Linked DNA regions of Homo sapiens: region 1 is linked to region 2. Evidence: read pairs that join two places in POLR2A ChIA-PET (ENCODE). Cell type or tissue: PC-9. All regions are shown on one strand. Links, peaks and the distances in the headings refer to the core of each region. The heading gives the core; the rest is flanking DNA.

Region 1 (9,665 bases), core at 967-8,966, 280 kb before region 2:
TGAATGGTCTTGCTAGAGTTTTATCAGTTTTATTAATCTTTTCAAATTTTAGCTTTGTTGAAATTTTTTTCTATTGTAACTGTTTTCTATTTTGTTGACTACTTGTTTTATCTTTGTAATTTTTCTTCTGTTTTATTTGTGATTGCTGTTCTTTTTCTAGTTTCTTGAAATGAAAGCTTAGCTTATTCCTTTTCTGTCTTCCTTCCTACTACATGCCTTTAAGCACTTTAGTTGTATCACATCAGTTTTAACAAATTGTATCTACTTCATCATCCAGTATACAGTATTTTCTAATTTCTGCATGTGACTTAGAAGTACATTGTTTAATTTTCAAAAAGTTGGGAATTTTCTAGTTAATTGGTTTCTAGGGCAATTCCACCATGGTCAGGGAACATACTCTGAAGGACTGAATTTTTAAAATCCATTGAGGCTTGCTTTATGACCTAGCATATGGACAATTTTGGCAAATGTTCCATTAGTACTTGAAAAAATTAGTATTCTGACATTGCTGGGTGCATTGTTTTATACATAAACATTAACTAGAGTAGGTTAATTTTATTTTTCAGATCTTCTGTAACCTTACTGATTCTTTTGTCTAACCCATCACCTATTAAGAAAGGTGAGTAAAGTCCCCAAGTATGATTGTGGATTTGATTCCTCTTTTACTTCCATTATCTTTTGCTTTATACACTTTGAAACTATATTATTGGGTGGCTATAGATTTAGAATTATAATATTTTCCTGGTGTACCTACTCCTTTATCATTACAAAATATCTTTCCATCGATTTTAACACTTCTTACCTTCAGGTAAGTGTCTGAAACGTGTACCTTTTCTCTGGTTAGTATTTACATGGTATACCTTTTATCATTCTTTTAAACTTTCCGTGTCCTTACATTTTAGGCATACCATTTTTAATTAGAACATTGAGGTTTTTTAAATCAAGTCATAAATTCTTAAATGTTCAATGGTAATTCTTAATCCATTTTTATCTAATATAATTGTGATAAATTGGGCTTTATAGTTACCATTTTTCTGTTTGTTTTCTATATGACCTGCCTATTTTATACTTTTTCCTTCATTCTTGTTTTTTTATTAATTAAATATTTTTGTTGTTATTTCATTCTCCTCCCTATTACCTTGTATTTATACTTTCTTCTAAATATTTTTTCAGGATTATCCTAGAGATTACAGAATGCATCCTTGGCTTACTATAATAAGATCAAATTATTTCTTTCACCACTTCCCAGAGAACACTAGACTTTAGGTCACTCTAACTCTACCTAGCCCCTCCTACCTTTTACATGATTTTTTTAAATTTCTCTGTATATTATAAGCCCAATAGATATTAATGTTAATGGTTTTTAACAATCAAGACTTGTTTAGATTTACTTGCATATTTACCTCTTCTGATGTTCTTCATTCCCTCTTGAGTTTCTGTTTTTCTATCTGCAGTGATTTTTCTTTGGATTAAAGTACTTCCTTTAGATTATTTTTAGTGAAGGTCTTCTAGCAAAAAATTCTCTTAGTTTGTGTTCCTCTAAATATATCTTTATTTCAATTTGTTTTTGAAGAATGTTTTTGCTGGGCATAGAATTCTATGTTGGCAATATAAACCAAAAAGTGAGACATATCTCAATCGATTTAGAGGTTTATTTTGCCAAGGTGGAGGATGTACCTGGGAAAAAGAAATGCCAGTTACTTTAGAAACGCAAGTTACTTTAGAAATGCAAGATCTATAATCTGTGAATTTTTTCCAAGATGGTTTTGAGGACTTCAGTATTTAAAGGGGAAAGAGTGGGCAAGAGGAGAGAGAGGAAAGAAAAAAAGAGGGGAGGGTAGGCAAAGACCCAAGTGGTTACATTTTTGTGAGGCTTTGGTGCTAACTGAATCTATATTTCACATGTGAAAATACGGGAGTGGGGGGAAATTCAATTATGCATTGTCTCATGCTTAGTAACTCTACACTTTACATAAGGTCAAGTAAGCATGTGAAATTACAGCTGTCTGTTTGGGAACAAAAGCAGGCAGTTTTTTGTTGGGTTTTTTTGTTTTTGTTTTGTTTGCATGACTCAGTTCCCAAACTTAACTTTTTCCCGTTTACATAGTGCATTTGGGGTCCCAAGATTGTATTTTCCTTTCACAGCAGATACTTTTTTCCATCACTTTAAGATGCCATTCTATTGTCTCATGGCTTTCATCATTTCTGTGATAAGTCAGGTTCAAATTCTTTTTGTTGTTCCTTTGAAGACAATTAACTTATTTTTGTTGCTTTAAAATTAATCTCATTGTCTTTGGTTTTCAACAGCTTTTAATGTGATATGACTTGGTTATTTTTCTTTTATTTATCCTGTTTGTGTTTGAGGCACTTCCTAAACCTTTTGGTTCATCAGTTTAGGAAAAAATTTTACTAATTATCTTCTAATGTTGCTTGTGCACTCACCTTTTCTATGTACTCAATTGACATATGTGATATAAAATGTTAACTGTTTTCCATGTATCTCTAATGTTCTTTTCTATACTTTTTTTTTTTTAAGACAAGGTCTCACTCTGTCACCAAGCTGGGATACAGTGGCATCACCACAGCTCACTGCAGCCTCGACCTCCACAGGATCAGATAATCCTCCCACCTCAGCCTTCTTAGTAGCTGGGATTACAGGCACACACTACCATGCCAGGCTAATTTTTGTATTTTTTTTGTGGAGACAGGGTCTCCTTATGTTGCCAAGGCTTGTCTCAAACTTCTGGACTCAAGCAATTCACTCAGCCTCCCAAAGTGCTGAGATTACAGGTATAAGCCACCACACCTGGCCAATTCTTTTTTTCTCTGTGCTGCAATTTATTTTTCTATTGACTTGTCTTCCAGTGCACTAATCATGTCTTCTGCTCAATCTATTCAGCTGTGAAACTCATCTATTGCGTCTTATTTTTTATTTCTAAAATTTCCATTTAATTCTTTTTTAGTAAATTCTAATTCTTTGGTAAAATTTTCCATCTTGATTCCTATTTTCCTTCCCTTTCTCTACTTTCTTTAGCATCCTAATGATAGTTAAGATCCTTGTGTGTTAATGTCAATATCTGAATCAACCATAGGTGTATTTACATTCTCTATTTTTTTCTCTTATTGTTGGTCATATGATCCTATCTCTTGGCATACCTAGTTGTCTAGTTTAGTGAACACTAGACAATATATGTGTGTATACAGGTGTACACACACTCACACACACACAGAACAGAAGCACCATATAATGTTAACTTCATCTAGAAAAAGTTTGTCTTTCCTGTGCTGGAAAGGTTAGAAACTGATCAACCTAATTTGATCAAGGCTGACTGCAATTTTGTATGACTAAGTCTGCCTCTGGTTTACTTCACTCCTGGATAGGTCCTGAACTTTTATCCTTGTGTTTCAGCATGGCAGGACTGCTGAAATCTTTTATGTTTTTTTGTAGGCTTTCTGCTTAGCTTCTTACCCTTCTGAACCACAGCTTTAAATTTTTAGCAAATGCATTGAGCTCTATGTATTGACTATGTGTCCATCTCAGTGTTCTGCCCCATGCTTTCTTAGCCACCCCACTTTCCCTCTCACCACTGCAAAATTCTCTGCTGGTTTTACTGTCCCCCCAGCAGTGGCCTTCCCTCTTGGAGGCAAATTTCAGATTTTCAGCCTCTGCCCCATTCTCCAGGGTAAAATAAACAGATGCAGACTATTGGCTGCAATCTCTGAGGTTGCTCCTTTTTTGAATATTCCTCCTCCCCTCAGCCTTGGTTGCTTCAGTAGCTCTCCAATGCCATGAAATTAATTGTTTTTGTTTCATCTAGCTTTTCTAGTTGTTTTGGGCTAAAGAGTGGTTTGTTGCTACTACTTCAACATAACCAGAAGCAAAAATCCATCATTTTTTTTAATGAGTTCTGGGGAGCCCTTGTTAAGGAACAAAAAAAGGACTGCTGGAACATACATCCTTTGGGGGGTTTCCTGGGTCATGTTTTACCTCAGTGTGTCCAAGAGGCAGTATAGTTGGTTGTAACCATGACTCTTCATTTAAGTGCTGAAAAACATAGGCCAGCCATTGAATTTTTTCTGCTTAAAAAGTGAGGACATTATCTTCCCTTCTTGACAGAACTGTCATGAAAAATAAATATTTATTTAAGAGTTTTGGAAAGGTAAACATGACATGTGTTATGTATACAGTCAGTCCTACAATATCAAATGTTTGTTTCTCTAGCTGTTCATTGGATGAATGTCTTTCTCCCCTAGTTAGATTGTAAGCACTTTAAGAGAGGGCCTGTGTCCTCTACTTCCATCTTATTTCCTGTGGTTTCAAGCTTTGCGTGACTCACAAAATAGTCATCATTTAAGTGTTTTACTTTTAAAAAGCCACCTTACCCCATGTCTGTCCATATTAAAGTATTCTGGAAGGCAAGCTATCAGCCTTGCTATGGTGTGAATGTTTCTGTCCCTTTAAAATTTATGCATGGAAATCTCAAGCCCCAAAGTGATGGTAGTGAGAGGTGAGGTCTTTGGGAAGTGATTAGGACTTGAGGACAGAGACCTTATGATTGGGATTAGCACCCTTATAAAAATGAGACCCAGAAAGCGAGCCCACCACTTCCACCTTGTGAAGACACAACAAGAAGACATCAACTATGAACCAGAAAGCAGGCACTCAACAGACTTCCCAGCCTCTAGAAGGGCAAAAAACAAATTTCTGTTGTTTATAAGCTACCAAGCTTATGATATTGTGTTATAGCAGCCCAAATGGACTAAGAAAAGCCTCATTTGGATTTCTGTCAATCTATGTTGGTAAACAACAGCTTTGGGATTTGTAATGTTACGTGCTGACAAATTTAGAGGACCAATTTTGATAATTAGTTTTTATTTTCTCTTTCATCCTTTAAACTAATAAAGTCTTAGGGTAAAGAAATTTCAACAGCATGAAACAGTAGATGACTTCACTTGCTGATGATGATTAGACCCAACTTCTTTTTTCGGTAATTACTAATATGTGGTAGAAGTGGATCACCTCTCTTAAAGACAGGGTACTTAAAGTGAAATGCTTCTATGTACCCATTCAATCTCCACCTCTCTCCACCAGACCCTTGCTTTCATCTAAAAACAAAAGGAACCAATTACTTATTCCAAGGTAGTCTTGAAAATCATTTAGACATAATTAAAGCTTGCAATATCCTGTAAGCAAGTACCATATTCTAATATTTTCTGCCAAGAACTGAATTTGCTAGGCATGACACATTTATTTCTGGCAGTAGATGTACCAAAACCTACCAACACCAGGGAATTAATAAATACCACAGCCCTCCTATGGAGCAAGTTGCATGAATATTTAATAGGAAATGCATGATGAATTTCTTGCATGATTATGCAGAAAAACATTTGGGAATGATTGCAGCTGTTACATGAACTAGCTCAGTCTCCCCCATCTCTGTCTTTATCAATCTCAATATTGTACTTTAACTTCAGCAGTAAGCTATCTCCAATGATGAGTATTGCAGACACCTGTCAACATTTTAGGACATGTGTGACTCTTTATATATGCTATCTGTGTGTGTGTGCCTTACAACTTTCAGTGGTGCATTTTGAGGGAACTGAGAGAGAAGGTGAAATAAGCTAAAAGGTAATAGCTGTCACTCTTATGGGTGTGTCACATTTTCTCTGACAAGACCTTTACATCTCCACCTAAGCCCTGTGAAAATCTAATCTAATCTAAATTTGATAACGGTGAGATTTTTGCAGATTCTTAGTTGTTTTTAGTATTACAAAGATGTTTTTCTTCCTTCATGTGTATTGTATATCCTTTAACCATCCTCCCCTTCAAAATATGTACCTTTTCAGCAGGTAAAATAGTCCTTTAACATTTTTTAACTTTCTGGCACATTCATAAGGTTGAAAGATCATTGAACAACAAAAATTTTTTTAAATCAAGAATTAGAAACAGAAGATCATTTATCAAATTTGAACAGGGAGGCCAAGTCAACATGTTTTGAAAGCCAGTCGGTTTGGGCCCTCCAGAGCTTCAAAGGGCATCTCTTTAAAATAAAAGCCGCTTTTTTATTCCATTCAAATTTCCCAATTCATAGTCGATCTTCAGCACCCTGTTCCCAGGAAGTGGGGATTCCAGAAAACCCTCAAACCCTGGAACCTCCACAGACAGAACACAATGTTATCAAATCACTGCAGGGAGCTCAAACAGGCCCAGATTTTGACAATAGCTTGTGACCTTCTAATGAATTGCAGGTGACACAATGTCTATGCCCTCTAAAGCAATTGAGTGCTTACTAAATGTCATTAAAGAGTTGGCACTCCTTAAATTATCAAGTGGTAATTATATTATTGGCTTCATAACAAGAAGAAAATCCTTCTAAATTACATATTTGTTCCCCAAGAGTGGTAGTGAGATGAGTGGTACCTACAAAGATGGTGACTTACTTTACTGCTCTCACATGTTGGAATCTATTTTTGGTAAGAGCTCTGGTCAACCTGGACAGAGGCTCTGCAATCACAAAGATAAATGCATCCTCACTGAATCATGTTTCTGTCTGAAGAAAGTGTAGACACAAGAGAGGATGTGGTAAAAATCCAAAAATTTCAAGATGTGCACCCAAGTTAAACAAACAAACAAAAAATCACGAACAACACTAGAAAGCAACTTCTTTTTCCAAAAGTTAAAATGTCACAGTGAGGCAAGACAGTTTCTATCCTGGCTTCCCTATTTCCCACTGGAATCTGAATGTCTAATATGTGTGCATCCTTTGACAAGCTCACCAGAAAAGGCCATATGAAGGTTTCCCACTATTGAGGACATCCAGTGCTGCACTGCAAAACCCTTGCAAACATGTTACACACAGAACATCCCCTTGTCAGCAAAAGTGAATACTCATCCTTACCCATCACAGAACCTTAATCAGCAGCATAGTGCCTCAGTGATATAACTTAAGGTGAAATAGACTCACATCACCCCCACCTTCCATCTTGCCAAAGTCTAAAATTAACAACCAGTTCTTGTGCAAAAAATCAAAAAGGAAAACTCATCGTGTGCTAGAATTAACCTAAATGCTTTATTTACGGGGGTCTATCTTTGGTACTTTTAGAATATTTATATGCAGGCAGAAATATGTAGATTCAAGGAGAAGAAAGCCAAAGGGCCTTTGCTGTGCTGCACAGATACAGTTGAAATGAATTGCAATCTGACCATTAGATTATTTCTATTGTTAAAACATAAACTTTAGTTTGTGATGATGACTTAGTATATACCTCAATTAGAGCATGATTATAGAATGGTAGAGAATTCTAGTTCTAATGATCCCTAATGACCTTTTTCTTAACCCAGCACTATCAGGTATAGTCAATTAAAATGGCCAAAATATTTACACTAACTCACCTAAGAAAAGGTATTTTGAGGAAATTGTCCTTGCTTCTTTTTGTATCTTGCAGGAGAGTTCAGTGTTATCTCTCTCACGTGAATGAAAATGAGAAAATGTTCTTTGTAAATGAATAATACTGTTTAGAGCTAACCTGCAATATGTTAAATTTTATATTTGGAAACTGACTTGACCCAACTCAGACTTGCTCTAAAGGAGGCTGATTCAAGCCACCCATTGGGAAGGGGCGAAACAAAGCACAGCCACCAGTTTCCTGTTGCCTGGATCTTTTATTACATTGGCTCATTAAAACTCCTTGTTTGTATTTGCATTTTACTCTTGGGCAATTTTACAACATAGAATAGTGATAAGCTTGCAGGCTGATCCTACTCATTATGTTTAATCATGACTGCAATAAGGGAGATCATCGTATCATGCCTCTATCTCAAATACACTGCAGTGATTTTAAAATAGAATCAGTACCTTACAATAGCCTTGGCACATGCTCTCTCTTTTTTCAAGATGAGTGCTTGAAACATAAAATAAAAGGCATACAATGAAGTTGGAGAGGTCCCCATTTTTAATCAGAATGTATGATTAAAATGAGGGGAAAACCTTACTGGAAAGCAAATGTGTGGAGAGAAAGAGAGAATAAATGAATATCATTGAAGAGTTTAGTTGATCTTCTGTGGCTGCCCCACACATCCCTACTTCAAGACATCCATCTGAGTGTGGCCCAAGAGGACCCTCATGTTGTCTTGGGTTGGTCTTCTGCACATTCAGGTTTATATTGTAGTTTAAGAGAGCCAGTGCTTCAGTTTCTGGCATCAGTTACTAATTTTTTTATGTTAATGAAAAACACACATCAGCTCCTTGAAATTCCCAAAAGCAGCATCAGTTTTGCCACTAATTGCAGTACTTTTGGGGTGGTGGAGGGAGAGGGGGAGTGATTCCAGTAGCATTAGTTGGGACAGGGTTCTTTGCCTCCCTGAGTGGTCCTCTAACTGAAAACATTTGTGACTTGCTCCTTCTGGCCTTGAGTTCTCATGAATTTTGAGAAATTGGAAGCTCCCAGGAGCACCAGAGCATGATGAAATAATGGAACTCTGGAGGAACTCTAGAGGAACTCTGACCTACGAGATATGAGGAAGAAAGTCTGCCTCAAACTTCAAACCCCAGCAGAAGGGAATTTGAGACATATCCATTTGATCTTCTGTCTCAACCTAACAAGATATTCCTCTTCAGGGCTAAATGCACTCCTACAGGCTCTTCCAGCAACTGATATCTTATGCATGAGAATATTCTAATGAATGTGACAAGCACAAATATAATAAATTGATTTTCTATGAAATGTAATTTTTGAAATAACCAGAGGACTTTGGGATGCTGAGAATTCCCCCCAAAACTTAGGGAGAATCACTAAAGTGGGAATTTGAGGGATTTTTCCTCCCCTGAAACCCACTTAGAGCCTTTCTCATTCTAGTTACCAACGCATAAAAATTAGCTTTGCTCAATAGAATGTGTTCTATGGATAAAAACAGAAATGTCACAAAAGGGTTGAATACCCCATTATACATAATATCTCAACTTTTGCATACTCAAAACACACATGCTCAGCAGACACTTTGCTAAAATTATTTGCTGCAAAACATGAAGCAGGCAGGAAGCCTATGCACAATGAATTGATTTCCAAGTCTTATTTGTGGCTGATTTGAGGTTAGAGAGCATTTCTGTGCTGGGTGGAGTGGTAAAATGAATGTTTATTGCTTAGGATTTAAAAGGTCCATTATCATTCAGGCTCAGTAAGGTTCTGCCACACAAAACTGAGTGCCAGGCCAGCAGGCAACTGATTCAAGTGACAAGAGGTGAGCTGCAACAGCCTTTCCATGTTAATAAAACATGTCCCAGCACTCAGAAGGAACTCTAGCACAGTATGAGAGCAGATAGAATTTATTAATCAGAACTACCGTTAACTCTAATTATAGACTGCCCCCAAGTTACAAAATAAATGGATGCCTTGGAAATAAAGCAATGTTTTGTATATTGAATCCCATATTTCCACTGAATCCTCTTATTATAATTGAAAGTGAGTTTTGATAGAAAAAAGTCTAATCCCATTAATAGAGACTGCCAGATAGCTCCCTATCCAATTTCCCACTTTTAACCTTGTAATCTTTAGTTCTGGCTGAAGTGCTTGTCCAGGAATCAGGAACAATGGCATCTGGTTCTGATTCTGCCAGTCATTAAATGTGGCACCTTAAGTCAGTCAGCTTTCTCATCTGCACAAGAGGA
Region 2 (9,665 bases), core at 635-8,634:
ATTTTATGGGAACATAGATTTAGATTATTGGATACTCAAAACACATGCTTCTCAGAAGATGATTTTTGTCTCCCAGTTTAATGATATTATGCCAAGTATTAATAGAAGCCATTTTCTATGAGGAGAAGGGTCAGATATTTAAGGTAAATTTCTGTAAATGACAGTAATAAAGCAGCTGCTCAGAATTCAGGACATCTCAATTAGCCCTTTGAAAAACAAGTTACTGTCATTTGATTTCACAGGCAAGTTCATCTAGGTTTTAGGATCACATTTTAAGACTGCAAAACGAAATTTTAGTCATAAATGTTTTAAAACATATAACTAGATTGGAGGTGAAAGGTCAACCTTAGGTCTTGCCCAGGTTCATTTATCAACACAAATATTTATTGTGAGATTCAAAATGGAAGGGAAATTGAGATGTGAGATAAAATTATTTGAACATTTTAATGTACCTTGCTAGTTCAGTTTAAAACATAAAACAGATGGTAGCACAGCACAACTGCCCTATTGCCTCCCTATTTATGAACACCCATTTCTAGGAGTCCCTAAAAACAGGGACAATGTCCTTGAGATACTGTCTAATTAAGATTTATTTTCTTGTGGTTTATGGTTTGTTTTTTCAGTTCTGATTCCTTTCTGGGCCCTGAATTCTGAATTCTCCCCTCCTCACAGTGAAGATGAGATTCCCCTTCCCCTTTTGGGCTACCAAGAGGGAGACTTTCTGTCATTGACAGTGGTACCAAGTAATCAGCTTCAGTGTCAGGATGAAAGTGCCGGGACTCAGGGCTCTCCTCTGCCACAGTCACTCACCCTGCAGGAACAGTGAGATGGGTGCTGGTAGAGGGAAGGTCATTATGGGACTGAAGATGGTAGTAAAAGGGTGTTTATCACAATGTCATTTGTAATACCAAAACATTGGAAACAATATAAATACTCAGAAATAATGAGTTTATAGTGTGTTCATTAAAACATTTATTGCAGATCTTGCTTTGGAGGAATATTTAATGACATGAAAAAATTTTCATTATATGATTAAGTAAAAAGGATTTAATACTTACAGAGCCAACATCCCAGTTCTGTTAAAAAATTTTCGTTATCCCTCCACCCACTCAAACATATATTTTTTTAAGCTCTAAAATAACTAATAATTTTTCTGATTCTTCAAGACCAATTTTATAATATTTTTAAAAGAACATTTTATAAAAGGGGAGAAATGGGGAAAATGAGAGTAAACTGTGAAAATGTACTTAGTCACCAGATTCAGAACCATCATTTGGTGTATGACACTGTCTATAAAAGTTGGGTATTTAAGTTGGCTTAAAGGTATTGATCATGCCTCTAAGACTTACATGAGTTTTACAATAGCAAGTGTTAAAAAATCTGTATGTTTACTAACATGCCTATGGGTATCCCAGTTTTCTAAAAAAGTAAATTGGAAGTTTTACAAACATTAATGGATGGACAAATACTGCTAATTTATTTAGCTTTAGACTCAGGAAGTTTTCTTTGTTTTGCTAGGTTTTTTTTTCTGGATGGTGGTAACAGTTTGCCCATCTTTTATAAGTTGTATATCAGAAAATTCTTACCTACATTTCTTCCTACTTGAATTTGCACCTGCCTCAGATCTTTTTCAAGTGTTGTTGGTTCCTCACACTCCAAGCCCCCTATAATTTCTATTGTTGTTTCCTTAGGGTCTCTGTTCCACCCTTTCCCCCATGTACCCTGAGGTATGCTAGCGTGTTTCTGCTGTTACTAGATTACACCTTGGAGAACCGAAAGCTAGTGTTGGGCCTCTACCTCCTGGGAAAATGTTTTGAGAAATTCTTCCTTCTAAAGTCTTCCAGAGTCTCATATCTGCCATAAGAAGATAAACTCAAAGATGTCTCTTTTTAAAGCTGTCACTGGAATTGAGCAGAATTAGAGATGTTTTCAAATAATTGTCTCATCTGGCTACTTTAGGTATTTTAACCTATAGTCCTTAAATAAGGTTGATCCATTAATAAATGACAGCAAAGAAATAGTATGTTTTAATATTTTCTGTCAAAAGTAACATAGGTCATGAAAAATTAGAAAAAAATAACATTAAAAAGTATATAGAAGAAAGTAAGAATCAAAAAGTAATACCATTGGTGAAGAAGCCCTCTCAACAGTTGATTGGCTAATACTGAAATTAATCTAAACTGATCCTTTAAGGTCTACACAACAGAGCAACAGATTTGTACATGTTATGTGTGTGTCTAAGAGTGAGAATGACTGAGACATCAGAACCTGAACAGTACAGGCTTCTAAAGGATGAGGACATAGAGTTACATAGCACTCTGAGTATTGTGAACATTTGATGAGCAGTAATGATCTAAACATCAATGCAAAGATAAATACCTTTAAAACATGTTGCTGTGTGTTTACTCACAGTAGCTTATAACGGTTTACTTTGGTTGCAAAGGCTGTTTTTTATATATACGTGTATGTATGTGTATGTGTGTGTATATATATATATATTTTAATTGCATCTCTCACACACACGTATGTAAAGATGTATGTCAGTATGGGGAAGATATAGACTATATTCATTTTGCTGTTTTGGACCTTTCAATAAGAACCTTTTTAAAAGACACATCATGGTGTGTAATAAATACACTCTTGTGTTTTACTTCCTGGCACCGTGGCAAAAATTAATTTACAGATGCTTTTCCCAGAACTTTTAGATCACCACAAATGATTTAGAGCATCACCATGGCTTTGACATCTGTTTGTTTCCAACTACATCCAAAACACAGGAAAAACGAGTAACAAGTCATTGTTACCATAAACTTCAAAGGAATAAGAGCTCAAAATATTTTTTTCCTGGAATTTTATCTTGAATGTTATTAAAATAACTTGTTCATCAATTTAGAATTTGTGCTGAGATGGTCATGTTATTCAAAATGAAAACATTTGTTTCAGTGGACTGGAAGGAGTTGTGTTACAGGTAAAGGAAAAAGGGAAAATGTAACTCTCTCGTTAGATGACATGCAATAGAATTTTTCTTCAGAGTCTGTGCAGCTGGCTTCTTGGCTTTTTCTTCAGCAGCTCCTCCCACCATGCCTGGCCTCCAGTGCTGAGGGCGCTGGGGAGAGAGATGTGATTTGGCTCAGGCAGGCCTAATGAAACCCTGCTTGCCTGTGTAATAGGTGGATGATCCTGGACAACTTGCTTTTGCTTCCTGGCCTCAGTGTTCTCTGTTCATAAAGTAGGGATTATAATGCCTGTGATGAGGATTAAGTAAGGTAACATATGTAAAGCTCCTTGGCCAGTGCCTGGCACAAATAGGGCCTGGAACCAATAGTGTTTGCTTCATTCTCTTTCCTCAACTCTCCTCTTCTGCCTATTGAGTGGGTGATTATCAGAGGCTCCTCTGTGCACACCCTGTCTTCTCTGTCTTATGGCCACTACCTTTTCTTTTTTGAACTTTTAAGTCTTTTAAATTAAAAAATCAATTCAACCACCATTTATTTAGCACCAATTATGTCAAAGGTGTTGTGGTAGATAGCATAGCACATAAAAATGAATAAAACAGTTTCTATCCTTAACAAGATTAAAATATATGTGAGAAAAAGATATATAGATAGCAAGCAGGATATGATGACTGCTTTCCCAATGTATAAGGAATACCAGATTTGGTTGGGGAGATGAGCTTGACATGCCATTATTGTGCACTTTCATCTAGACCTTATTTAGATAGACAATAGAATGTACTGTAACTTTTTTCTAGTATACATAAAATTGAGTACTCTATAGTCTCTCGTCACTACAGTAAAGGAGGAGTGAAAAAGTGTGCAATCAACAAACTCCAACTTTCTCAGTTATATCATTGGGTGGTGGACACTCCCAGAATCATGTATTACATATTTTATAAAGATTTGTGGAAAATATTTTCATTAAGTTCATCACATATTTATTCATATTAAGAACTGCCCTAGGCTTTAAATTTTTAATTTCCAATTTGGATGCATAACAGTAGTTTTACTTTTTGAAAATCTGGTATTCTTTATTTTCTGCCTCACCTTTCCATAAGGAGGACAGTTACCAATTTTGCAGTATTTAATAAGGATGGTATTTTTGGTACTGGGATGTCCAGAGGAAATCTGTAACCTACATACTGAGCTCACTGCTGTCACCAAAGCTTTCTACCTGTGTCTGCTGTTGTATGCTAACTGGGACATTGTTCCCAGGATTCCATGTACGATTGTGGGCATTGTCACCTGCACAAGCACAAGAATGCCTGGTCGGGGGTGAATGGAGCTGATATCCATCTCACACTGAGTCACCAAGTCCTGTACTTCAGAGATTGACCCTTCCCATACAGGGTACATTTTTCTAATTTGCAAGAAAGGTGCCCTAAGAGCTAGTGGCTTCCCTGATTGCTCCCCTAACATCATGTGGTTAAATTTTGGTATCTCAGACAAGTAGAGGCTGCGGATCTGCAGGGTCAATTGGCTTCAGATTTAGTCAATTTCTTGTTTTTTAGGCAGTGAATAAATATGTGGTTCCCCTCCCCCCCAGTTTTTTTCTTAAAATGAAGCTCATCAAACAAATGTACCATTCTGAGGTGTGTTCTCAAGTCATATATTATAATTCATTTCACTCAAAGTATATGATTAAAGCTCATTCAAAGCCCTAAGAGTTGGGAATGAAGGAAGAATTGTAGGATGTTCTGCTGTGCCACAAGACTTAATTTATACCATTTATTAGTCTTACCAAGTACATTGAAAGGAAAAAGTTGTTGGGGGCCAGGCACGATGGCTTACATCTGTAATCCCAGCACTTTGGGAGGCTGAGTGGGGCGGATCACTTGAGGTCAGGAATTCGAGACCAGCCTGGCCAACATGGTGAAACCCCGCCTTATTAAAAATACAAAAAATTAGCCAGCTGCAGTGACATGAACCTATAATCCCAGCTATTCAGGAGGCTGAGGCAGGAGGATCGCTTGAACCCAGGAGGTGGAGGTTGCATTGAGCTGAGATCATGCCATTGCACTCCAGCCTGGGCGATAGAGCGAGACTCTGGCTCAAAAAAAAAAAAAAAAGAAAAGAAAAAGAAAAACGAAAAGAAAATGCTTCTGGGACTTTTCAAGTATGCCTTGCTATTCAGACATTCTCAGAGATTAACCCCAAAAGTGAGTGATTATCTCCCTGAGACCCAGGGTTAGAAAAATAACTTCAGAAGTACAAAAGTTGGATTATTGCCCTAATGTGAGCCCACTTTAAAGCAACTACCATAAACAATCTAAAGCAGAGTCTGCAACTGTGTTAGCCATGGTTTAAATGGTGCCAAGCTACTATTTCCCATGGCAAGGGAAATGTTAAACTGTGAAAGAGGCAACAGCCCATAAACATCTATATCTGCGTACACAGCACAGTGGCCACCAGCCGCATGTGGCTATTGAGTGCTTGAAATGTGGCGAGTCCAAATAGAGATACGCTGGCAGTATAAAATACACACTGGATTTCAAATACTTAGGAAAAAAAAGTCAAACATCTCAATATTTTTATATTCATTACATGTTGAAATGATAATATTTTGGAGATACTGTATTGAAAATATTATTGAAAATAATTTCATCTGTTTTTTTAATGTGGTTGCTAGAAAATTTTAAATTACAAATGTCAGCTGCATTTGTGATTTGCATTCTGTTTCTATTGGACAGCACTGATCTAGGTATTTCAAGAGAAAAGAAGGTGGGGAATGTGTATTTGGTTTCTTCATGGTCTGTGTCTCCCAGGATACAATATCCTGTTCCCTCTTTCTTAGAGGCATGGGTTGTCTCCCCGCTAAAAAACAAGGCCATACAGTATCACTGATGACATGCTTTTTCCACTCTGTGGCTATTCTGCAGTTCACTTAGTATTTAGATTGTTAACTTTTCTATGTAATCTTTGCCACAGAGTGTTTGTATACATTCTTAATAATTTTCTTAGGAGAAATGACTTAGCTTTTGCTGCAGATTGCCAAACTGCACTCTGGGTATAACCAATTTGCTCTTACCAGATGTGTATGCCTAGTTTGTCATTTTCCCTCTGACCTGGGATTTTTCACTTTTTGTTTTTGTTGTTGTTGTTATCTTTGCCAATTTGATAGTGTGTGTTATCTCTATTAGAAAAGGGAACACACCTAAATTTCACACCCTAACATGAGCTGCTCAGTGTAAAATAACAGGAGAAAATGATGAAGGACAGCTTATCCTAACCCACTTTGGCTAAAGGTTTGAATTAATTTGCAGTCTATGCAGAAGAGTATCAGACTCAGTGACCATTCCAAATTATACTTTTAATGAATGGTCCTCTTTGTCAGCTGTGAAGACCATAAGAAACAAATAATTAAAAATGCACAGAATACCTGGCAGGATGAATCCTGTGGGAACCAATCCGTAAATGTGCCCTAGACACAAAGGGAAGCTAAGAACAGTTAACATTACATGTAGTTTTGGAAGTATATAATGAAGATCCTGGGGAAAAGAGTCCTTCTCGACTGGGAAGTTTTTAATTGGCATGACTATATGGGATACAGTTACATCAGGATTGTAAGTCCAATTAGCCAAGATTCTACGAAAATCTGTTCTGTGCTTCCTGAACTTGAGAACAAATGAAAAGAAAACCCAAACATACTTTAGCTTTCCTTCTTTTCATTTAGCGAGAGCAGGAACGAGTTGGTCTTATGAAATTGATTGTCACTGTTGTCTCCAGCACATTAACATTTTTTACACACAACAATTTGAACAGTTCTCTAGGAGTTTGCTGTCCTGTAACTGTCATGTCTGGGTTTGCTGCATGGTGTAACAGTAAGAGCATCTCAGCCCATTGGTGAATCGGATGCTGCCAGACATTGCTTTGCCACCCTCCTTCTCCCAGCTACTCCATATTCTGAGTAGGAGCTTGATGTTCCTGCAAATCATTATACCTTTGCATTTTTTCACTTGGTTCATTAGTTTGATAATAAAATACATTTAAAAAATTTCCCCCTAAATGATGTTTTATGCATTCTCTCATCCCCTTTTCAAGTGGTGGATAGGTCCACCACATGCCATTTCTCCAGGAATCATTTCTCTCTCTCTGTTGAGCTTGTGTGTACAAATCATATTCTTTAGATTCTAAACATATCATCCTCTTTCTTCTGCAGGGTTGATTGGAACAGATTTTAATCCTCATTACTTTGCTTTTATTATGTGATGAGCTGAAGGGTTTTGACCTTTTTGTTTCTGAGATAAATATCCCTTTTTTTTTTTCACATTTCAGGATAAAATCTTAGGTATCCATTATAGCTTTAAGTGTTTGTCTCAAAAACTACCGTTTTGGGTTGTGTTTTCCCCCAGAATCACTTCAAGTCTCTACTCATATTAGTATACATTTAAAACTTGTGATTTAAACTTAGCCTGGAATGGTGACTAAAGGGTTGAATTTTAGGTTGAACTTTTTCTGTTTCATCTCCCTAAAGAAGGGGGCTGTGTTGCATTATTTCCTTGGCTCCATACATTCCTCCTGGCTCGGGTCCATTCTTGGCTCTGGTAATGATCTCTTCCCTTCTTAGCCAACAGTTTCCTTAACACACATAGTCACTGGAAGTGGCTACTCAAAGAGCTTCAGTGGAACCTGACTCAGACTCGTTACTGAGGACCTACCAAATAACCTGATTTTATTTTCTGGTTTCTTTCAACTGCAGTGCAGTGGGGAAAGATGAGTCATTTGTCCCCTCTGCCTTAGTTTCCTTCCTTGTAGAACAGGATTAATGGTACCGCCTTTGCCAGGTTGCCGCAGGCTTGGATGAGATAATGTGTCAAATGTGACAGTACTTTTAAAACTTTGTCATAGAAGTCAAGTACTTGTCATAGCTCTCTCCTGGTTTTTACTCTGACTGCCCACATATTCATTGCTAAACTCATTAGAAATAACAAATTCTCCTTCTGTTAGCTCATATGGTTACTCAAAAATATTTTGTTGAGCACCTAAAATGCATTACTACATCTTATTCTCCTTTTCTGCAAAATCTCCTTACATAATGTTGTGTCAGCTAAATGGAAATCTTTAAGTACTATAGATAAATGCTCTGTGAACATTGATGGAGGATTTCCTCATTAGAAAGAATGAAAATGTTGATAGAACTGAGTTTTCAAAATAATCATTGTCAAAAAAAGGATTTATAAATATGGGCATCTCATGTCTGTGGTACTAGAATAAGTGCTGTACCACTCATGTTTTCATGCATTTAAAATGAATGCACTTTTTATCTCTTTTTTTTTTAAGTTCACTAGAGTTCATGCTGAAATGTTATGGGGCTTCATCTCTCTGAGGTACTTGTTGGTTTTAGAAAAACGGGTTTGTTATCTCCTGAGTTTCCATCACAACATCTCTCTGATTCTTCTATGATTGTTTCTTCTGTTTTATGCTCAGCCACTAGAAGGAAATTTGATTTTTCATTTAATGGACCTAGAAGTGCTTATTACTCTCCACCACCCATCCTGTACTTCACTTTCCCCGTTCCTGTCTTATTGGCTCCATCAGTGAATTGTGTGGTTTGGGAAGAGCTTGGAGTTAGGTCTAGGAAATGAGCTTCAGCTTCAAGCCATTCCCTGCCTTCCTTCTGAGTTAAGGTGTTTGTGAGAGGAAACAAGCAGGGGCCTGGAGCAATTACTGAGCCCAGTGTAGGCTTGGGTGTTAAGGAGGTCATTATCACCTTCTTCTGGATGTGGTTTGGAACAGGGACTGGCCTGTGGAAGGGTCCCAGGCTGGCCTGGTGGGGGCTGACCCAGGTAAAACAAAACAAATATTTTGATAAGTTGAGCTCTGAGCAGTTAAGTAGTGGGAAAGGGCACATAAGTTTTCTTCAGGACTGTATCATTTATTGTACCTCCATTCTACAACACATACTGTGTTCCTAACAAGAGAATGGGAATTATTATTATTAGGATCACAATATAGATGATTTATAATACATATTTCTCAAATAACACAGGAGAGATAATCATTTCATATCCCTGCCTTTCCCTCAACTCGATCTCAAAGAAAGCCCACCTACCCTTTCTGCCCCCACCTCCATCATCACCCAGCAGCCTCTGGGGTGAGGTCTGCAAAGAGTGAACTCACCTCCACCTGGGTTGCCTTACGTCTTGAATCCCATTTTAATGCCAGAGCTGGTACATTTACTCTTTAAAGTATAAAATAGTTTATACTTATTTTATGTATGTGTGTGTATAGACATATGCACATATGAGTGTATGTGTATGTCTGTATAAACACTCGTGTATGCATTTATACACATATAAAGTATGTTTTATATATATAAAACATTATATATATAAAATATATGTATAAAAAACATACTTTATATATATATATAAAACCATGTCATGTAAAGAAGCTTTCTGGTTCCATGCTTTGACCCCATGTCTTCAGTGATTTTCTAGTATCACTAGGATCTCAGCTCCCCTTGGAGGATTCACTCCTTTTTGGCTCTGAGGGGTCTTTTGACAGACCTGTAAAATCCTGCATGGATGTTCAGGACCCATTTTTACCCTGACCATTTAAGCATACAAAGTTAAGTAAGCCCTGAACAAAGCGGGAGAGGAAGCAGGAAGTCAGGGCAGTGGAGGGGTTGTGTTCTGCTAATTCAGCAGGATAGTCACAGGAAGTGTG

What was found. Peaks named below come from ENCODE experiments on the same cell type or tissue, not always from the same donor. Only the 100,000 strongest peaks of a DNase experiment are listed, where the experiment ranks them.
Region 1: POLR2A ChIA-PET joins it to region 2 with 24 read pairs; 2 of 35 experiments call an interaction of 5 or more read pairs at or near these places.

The regions. Positions count from the first base shown.
Region 1 is chr2:160,608,302-160,617,966 of GRCh38, reverse strand. All of the region lies in intron 2 of LOC105373718 (a long non-coding RNA gene), which reads left to right. Among named protein-coding and RNA genes, the nearest start is that of RBMS1, 120 kb to the right of the region's middle. In PC-9, for the core only: no CTCF peak of the experiment used is centred there; no DNase peak of the experiment used is centred there.
Region 2 is chr2:160,332,536-160,342,200 of GRCh38, reverse strand. All of the region lies in intron 2 of RBMS1 (RNA binding motif single stranded interacting protein 1), which reads left to right. Among named protein-coding and RNA genes, the nearest start is that of LINC02478, 65 kb to the right of the region's middle. In PC-9, for the core only: no CTCF peak of the experiment used is centred there; DNase peaks (open chromatin) are centred at 4,280 and 7,690; H3K27ac peaks cover 1,743 bases.